Regions from separate parts of the Mus musculus genome. Here region 2 is linked to region 1. Evidence: chromatin contacts called from ENCODE Hi-C or POLR2A ChIA-PET data. All regions are on one chromosome and are shown on one strand. Each heading gives the region's core, a stretch centred on a gene start or an enhancer-like site at or near the end of the contact. The rest is flanking DNA. Distances are from core to core; before and after follow the strand shown.

Region 1 (3,143 bases), core at 174-2,673:
AAACACAAAATTGAGAATGGAAACATCCTTCAATAAGTATTCATTCAACAAAGCTGACATTTCAGGCTTTTAAAAAATTTTTTATGTATTTGAGTTTTTGCCTGCATATAAGTATGTATATGTCTGGTACCCTTAGAAGCCAGAGGAGTCCTTGGATGCCCTGAAACTGGGGTTACAGAAGGTTTTGAGCTGTCATATAGGTGCACAGAATTGAACACAGGTCCACTACAATAGCAACAAGTGCTCTTAGCCTTTCAGCCATCTCTGCAGCCCCCTGCAGGCTCTTAAAAATATTTCAACTAGCTAGGCATAGTGACACACGCCTCAGGAGGCCGTGGCAGGTGGAGCTGTGATTTCTCTGACAGCCTGGTCTACAGGAGTCTCAGCCAGGGCTGCACAGTCTTTATAAAAACAAGAACAAACAAAGCAAAATAATCAAAAAAATCCACCTTACATTACACTTTGGCACAAACTGTCAACATCAAAACAAAAATGTGTCATTTGTTGGGAAAAGTCCTGGCCTTTGGGATCCATCAATGCTAAAATCTGTCTCAGAGAGGATCAACCTTTACGGACACCCTCACCTCACGTTCCACAGTGGAATGCTATCATCCAATAGTAAACACGACATCTACTCTCTCCTTTTTAAGTGAGAGATTGCTATTAACTACCACAACACAGGATCGCCTGACCTGGCTATGACTTTTGGCCTGCACCACGTGGAGGCAGCTAGAAAGCCCAACAGTAAAGTAGGTAAGGCCAACATTGGCACAGGGTCTCTCCTACGACCTACGTGTTGACAGCTACAAGTGCAAGAGGGTGGCAGGATCGGGGTCTCCCCCAATGCAGGACGGCTATGACCAAATGTCCCATAAGCGGCCATTCAGGTCACCTGAAAGGTACGGCTGCGAACGACCACTGTGCTGCTAAGACGTCAAGAGGACCAAAGTCCTAAGGGCAGCAGCTAGTGCCTCCGAGAGAAACCTCCCATTTCCCAGGGCCTCGGCCCGCCAAGCCCAGCCCGCGCACTCACGCGAGTGCTCCAACTCGCGAGCCGCTTTGGCCGCACGTTCCAGGCCCGTCGGGTCGAAGTTGCTCCATTTGTCCTTGGGCGATGGCCGGTCTCCCGCCCCGCGGTCACCGCCGCCCTCCGCCCCGGGTTGAGCGGGCGGCAAGGGCAGCGGAGGCCCTGTGCCTTCGCCCTTGGGGCCCTTGATGCCGAAGAGCCACGACATGGTCTGCAAGCTCCGCGCGCCCTCGGCGGACCGTACCGGAGCGTGACTCGCGAGGCTCCTCGCAGTCACCACGCGCCGCGGGCGCGACTCACTGCGCAGGCGCGAGCCACACCCCTTCCTTCTGGACGACGGAAACCTAGGAGGGTCAAGACGTTCTCAGCCGCCGGATTGGCCGCTGACATAGGGACGCCAGTGGCGTCGGTGGCACGATTTGCCCAGCTTTCTAAGGAGGCGGAACTGGACAGAGCTCCTGGACCAGGCAAATAGGAGCAAAGTTTTCGAGGTGGGTGTGCCTTCATCCTAGAAAACTTTTTTTTTTTTTTTTTTTTTTTTAAGCAAAGGTGCTATTCCTCTGGGGTCGTTCTGTACCTGTCGCTATAGGCATTTATGGAGACGCCCCAGCCACAGAGCCCACAGACGATCAGAGACACTGGACTCACACCACGGAGGGTCAGAACTCTTCTGCTGTGAATCCTACCCAAAGAACAGAAGAGGAAGGGAAAACCTGAAGGTGCTGTGGGTCTCCCGGAGCTAATTTTTTCCGGACTTGAGATGCCTCAGGTCACTGCAACTAAGGGCGAAGTAATCGGGGTGAGACCTCCAGCCGGGAGGACTAGAGAAGGGGTCCCTGGCGCCCCTCGACCGGCCGGGCACCCCTGCTGTGACCCCACGCTTTCTCGGAGCCGGATTCATGTATATCTGTGGCTGCTTTGAGCGTCTCCAGGCCAGCGGCTCCTACAGCCAAGCGTGCATAAGAATAAGAGAGTTACTTAGGTCAGAGACTTGGGCGCCTCTGACAAACAATCCTGCACCATTCTGCTACGATTGCTCAGGCGGTGTTTTGAGCCCGATCCTCTTTGGTGTTTTGGCAACCCACGGCGGCTATTGGCATGCTGCTGCTTTGCAGTACAAGCCAGAAAGCCAAGCCGACTCCCAGAGCCTGCAGAGGGTACATTACACTCAGGAGCTACTTAGAGTGAGGGCTGGTGCTCCAGGCTTGTGCTTGTTAGCCAGTGAGCGCTCCTTGGGAGCCTGCTGAGCCAGGTGCCTGCTCTGGACCTAGGGTTGACCTAACCTTTGGGCAAGTGGAAGGTAGCATGGACAGTGGCAGTTGTCACTAGGAACCCACATTTACCAAAGTCAGCGTCTTGGGTCCAGGCATCTTTCATAAAACCGGTTGAGTTCACAGAATTGTTTGGACTGTTTTTTAACACTGGACAAAAGGCAATTTTAAATGATAAAAAAGGAAGTTGAAGGTATGTTATTAGTCGTATTTATTTTTTATAAAACTTTAATTTTTTAAAATCTTACTATTAATGATAGTTCTTGAGTGCTGTAACCTTCCTTATAGCCCACCACCCATCAGAGATAGTGGAAAAAGGATATGGGGGAGGTAGACCTGTTTAGAAATGGTTCTTTGGAACAACTCCTGTCTATGTTGTCTGAAAATCAACAGTTCATTTCCCAGGTTAACAGCAGCAGCTCCATCCATTCCCATACACTTCACAAACACACTAACAGTCCAGTTCGATAGTCTGGATAACAAACATGAATCAGCAGTGGTGACACAACCTAACGGAGACAGCCAAGCCACCGCCTCTGTAGGAGGGACCAAGAGGAATGCCAAGAGAAGTTCTCAACTAGGCCTCTCTCTTTGCAACAAAGATCAGCAAAGATGTGTTGTACAGCTAGCTCAATAAGCAAGTCTAGCTCTGCTTCCATCACTGTCCATCACTGTCCAGTGTTTCTTGATATAAGGTTTCTTTGAGCTCTGACACTCCTGGAACTTAAGCTGCAGATCAAACTGTCCTGGAACTCAGAAATCTGCTACATCCCAAATGCTTGGATGAACCGTGTAGGTCACCACCATTTGTCTTAAATTTAAATCCTAAGATTATTCTACCTGTG
Region 2 (3,143 bases), core at 348-2,847, 42 kb after region 1:
TGTCTTCAGACACTCCAGAAGAGGGCATCAGATTTCTTTATGGATGGTTGTGAGCCACCATGTGGTTGCTGGGATTTGAACTCGGGACCTTCAGAAGAGCAGTCGGCGCTCTTAACCACTGAGCCATCTCTCCAGCCCCCCTGTTGGCATTCTTACTTGGACTGTGTGGTTGGGCTTCAGAGGGAGAGGATGTGCCTAGTCCTGTTGGGACTAGATGTCCTAGGGTGGGGTGGTACCCAAGGGGGGGGGCTCTCCTTTCTCTGAGGAGAAGGGGAGTGGGTGAGAGTGGGAGGGATTTGTAAGGGTGGGACTGGGAGAAGGGGGTGCTGCAATTGGATGTAAAGTGAATACAAAAATAAATTATTGAAAAAAAAAAAGAAAAAACAAGAACCTACAAAAGAACATGAGAAACACTCAAAGACATAAAAACTCAAATTCAGAAACCATAATTGTTTAGTTTCAGATCCTGGGACAGGGAACTCAGGTACATATTTTACATATCAAAGCAGACCTGGCTTGCAGGTTCTCCCAGCATCCCTCAGTTCCTACCTGGCAAGGACACTCTGCCCCCAACCTTAAACTTTCCAGCCCAGGGACTGAGCTGCCCTTCCACCAAAGGCTCCTCCCTATGTAAGCCAGACATTTTGGCCAATCCTCCTCTCTCAATCCTTTGGGCCAAACCTACCTTTAAATGTTCTAATCTGACTTGAATTGGCTCATTTCACCTGTGAAGAAATAACCTATCATCATCAATAATATAAGCAAACGAACAGTAAAGTTAAAAAAAATTCCCAAACAAAACAATATGAGACCCCCCCAAAAAAAATCTCCCAAAATACCTTTGAATTTGTTTTCTGTTGGCCATCTGGACCTGGGGCCTGCCCTTAAGGTGTGGTTTGTAGTATACTATGTAAGACTCCCTGTGTAAGACTTTCCCTCAAGGAAAAACTAATTTTTCTTTTAGGAGCAGCTGGCAATTGGAGATAGCTTCTTGGTTGGGGATGAGAGTCCATGTCTACTTCCTCATCTGGGACCTGACAGACAAATGTTTTACTTTGTTGTTTTTTGAGACAGGGTTTCTCTGTGTAGCCCTGACTGTTCTGGGACTCATTCTGTAGACCAGGCTGGCCTTGAACTCAAGACATCCATCTCCCTCTGCCTCCTGAGTGGATCGAAGGCATGTGCCACCACCATCTGGCTTGGTGGCCAACTTTTTTTTTTTTTTTTTTTTTTGCTTTTCGAGACAGGGTTTCTCTGTGTAGCCCTGGCTGTCCTGGAACTCACTTTGTAGACCAGGCTGCCCTCGAACTCAAGAAATCTGCCTGCCTCTGCCTCCCAAGTGCTGGGATTAAAGGCGTTCGCCACCACCTCCCGGCGGTAGCCAACTTCTTACTCAGACCTTTACTCCAAGTAAAGCTGGTGAATAAGCTAAATTCTGCTGTTGTTTTCTTTCTTTCTTTCTTTTTCTTTTTTAAAAAGATTTATTATATCTAAGTACATTGTAGGTGTCTTCATACTCTCCAGAAGAGGGCGTCAGATCTAACTACGGATGGTTGTGAGCCACCACGTGGTTGCTGGGATTTGACTTTCGGAAGAGCTGTCAGTGCTCTTAACCCTCTCTCCAGCCCCAATTCTGCTGAGTTGACTGCGAGTCCCACTCCGACTGTCAGCTTCGCCTTCATCTCGGTAGAGCTTGTATCTCCCACAGCTCCAGGAGCTCAGCCCTCCACCCCCCGAAACTTGGCCTCTGTACCTGCGGGAGGTTGGGCTCCATCCCCAGGATACATCTTCAGGACAGTAGATACCTTTGTTCATGTGAGCCTTTGACTCAGACTAGCTGTCTTTGGAATGGGTTTACTTGATTTAATTTCCTTTACTTTCTTTTCCTTTTCTTAAACATACTGTTCACATGGCTATTCTTATTTATTTATTCATTTATTCATTCATTCATTTATTTATTTGGGCGTCAGATCTTGTTACAGATGGTTGTGAGCCACCATGTGGTTGCTGGGATTTGAACTCTAGAAGAGCAGTCGGGTGCTCTTACCCACTGAGCCATCTCACCAGCCCAATTTCTTTTACTTTCCTTTAGGGTCAACTGATGCCCACAGAAGAGCGGACCACCGAGTGTTCCTTGGCGGTTTCTGTAGATCTGATTTCCGTCCGGGACTGCTCGCCATCCCCGCCCGCGGGGCTTCCTCCAGTTTATGCTCTAACCATTCTCCCGCGTGCGGACGGTCTGGCACAACGGAACTGAGGGAGCGAGTCTAGAGGCGCCCCGGAAGACAGTGCTCGCACACATCCGGCAGGGCTGGCCTGTCTGACCGTTGACCCGGAAGCGCTTCTGGCAGCCGGTCGGGCTTCGGGAGCCCATCATGGTCTTCCTCACGACGCGGCTCTGGCTGCGGAACCGCCTCACCGATCGCTATTGGCGGGTTCAGGAGGTGCTGAAACACGCTCAGGTGAGTGCGCGAGTCGCGGCCCGAGGCGTGGGGCGGGGGTGGAGGGCCGCGCTGCCATCCCGACACCCTTCTCCCCTCTTCTTCATCCAGCATTTTCGGGGAAGGAAGAATCGCTGCTACCGCCTGGCCGTCAGGGCGGTGACCAGAGCCTTCGTTAAGTGTACGAAGGCCCGCAGACTTAAGAAGCGGAACCTGAGGACCGTAAGCCCGACCCCAACCCCCAGCTTGTCCTTCATCTCCCTAGAGCTAGGCTCTCTTCCAAACCGGCTTCGGGAGCTCAGCCCTCCATGCCCCCGGAGCTTAGCCTTCTGTAGCCGCAGGATGTTGACTTTCATTCCCGAGGAATTCCCTTTACATGTTTGGGCAAAAGTGGTTTTTTGTTTTGTTTTGTTTTGTTTTGTTTTGTTTTGTCATTTGTGAAAGCTGTACTTGTGCGCTGGGTTATAGTTCTTGTAAGTACTTATGAGCTAAGTCAACAGGGCCATAAGAAATGTCATTTCTGACCTTGACAGTAAGAACGTGTTCCCTAAAGGCTCAGCAGATATAGATATAGAGGACATGCTGGTCTTCTATAGCAACTCAAAACTGTCTATACTTCTAGCTCCAAGGGATTTGACTCATTTTGGTCTCCATGTGCACCCACCCACACACATCCTCACAGGACATATCCAAATATATACA

What was found. A loop is a pair of places that touch in the nucleus more often than their neighbours do. ChIA-PET counts read pairs that join two places held with the same protein, here RNA polymerase II (POLR2A).
Region 2: a map of heart shows a loop between it and region 1 (2.3-fold over the local background). The contact joins the promoter of Mrpl20 here to the promoter of Atad3aos in region 1. A Hi-C loop is called at or near these places in 4 of 37 maps with a recorded cell type or tissue (gastrocnemius and heart). POLR2A ChIA-PET finds 5 or more read pairs at or near these places in 3 of 5 experiments (Patski and embryonic stem cell).

The regions. Positions count from the first base shown.
Region 1 is chr4:155,759,769-155,762,911 of GRCm38, forward strand. Atad3aos (ATPase family, AAA domain containing 3A, opposite strand) reads left to right here and starts at 1,424. Exons shown (of 3, transcript NR_027972.1): 1 at 1,424-1,518; 2 at 1,617-2,009. It overlaps Atad3a (ATPase family, AAA domain containing 3A), which reads right to left and starts at 1,330. Exons shown (of 16, transcript NM_179203.3): 1 at 1,034-1,330. The coding sequence starts at 1,235.
Region 2 is chr4:155,801,281-155,804,423 of GRCm38, forward strand. It overlaps Mrpl20 (mitochondrial ribosomal protein L20), which reads left to right and starts at 1,598. Exons shown (of 5, transcript NM_025570.3): 1 at 1,598-1,815; 2 at 2,093-2,462; 3 at 2,553-2,663. The coding sequence starts at 2,376.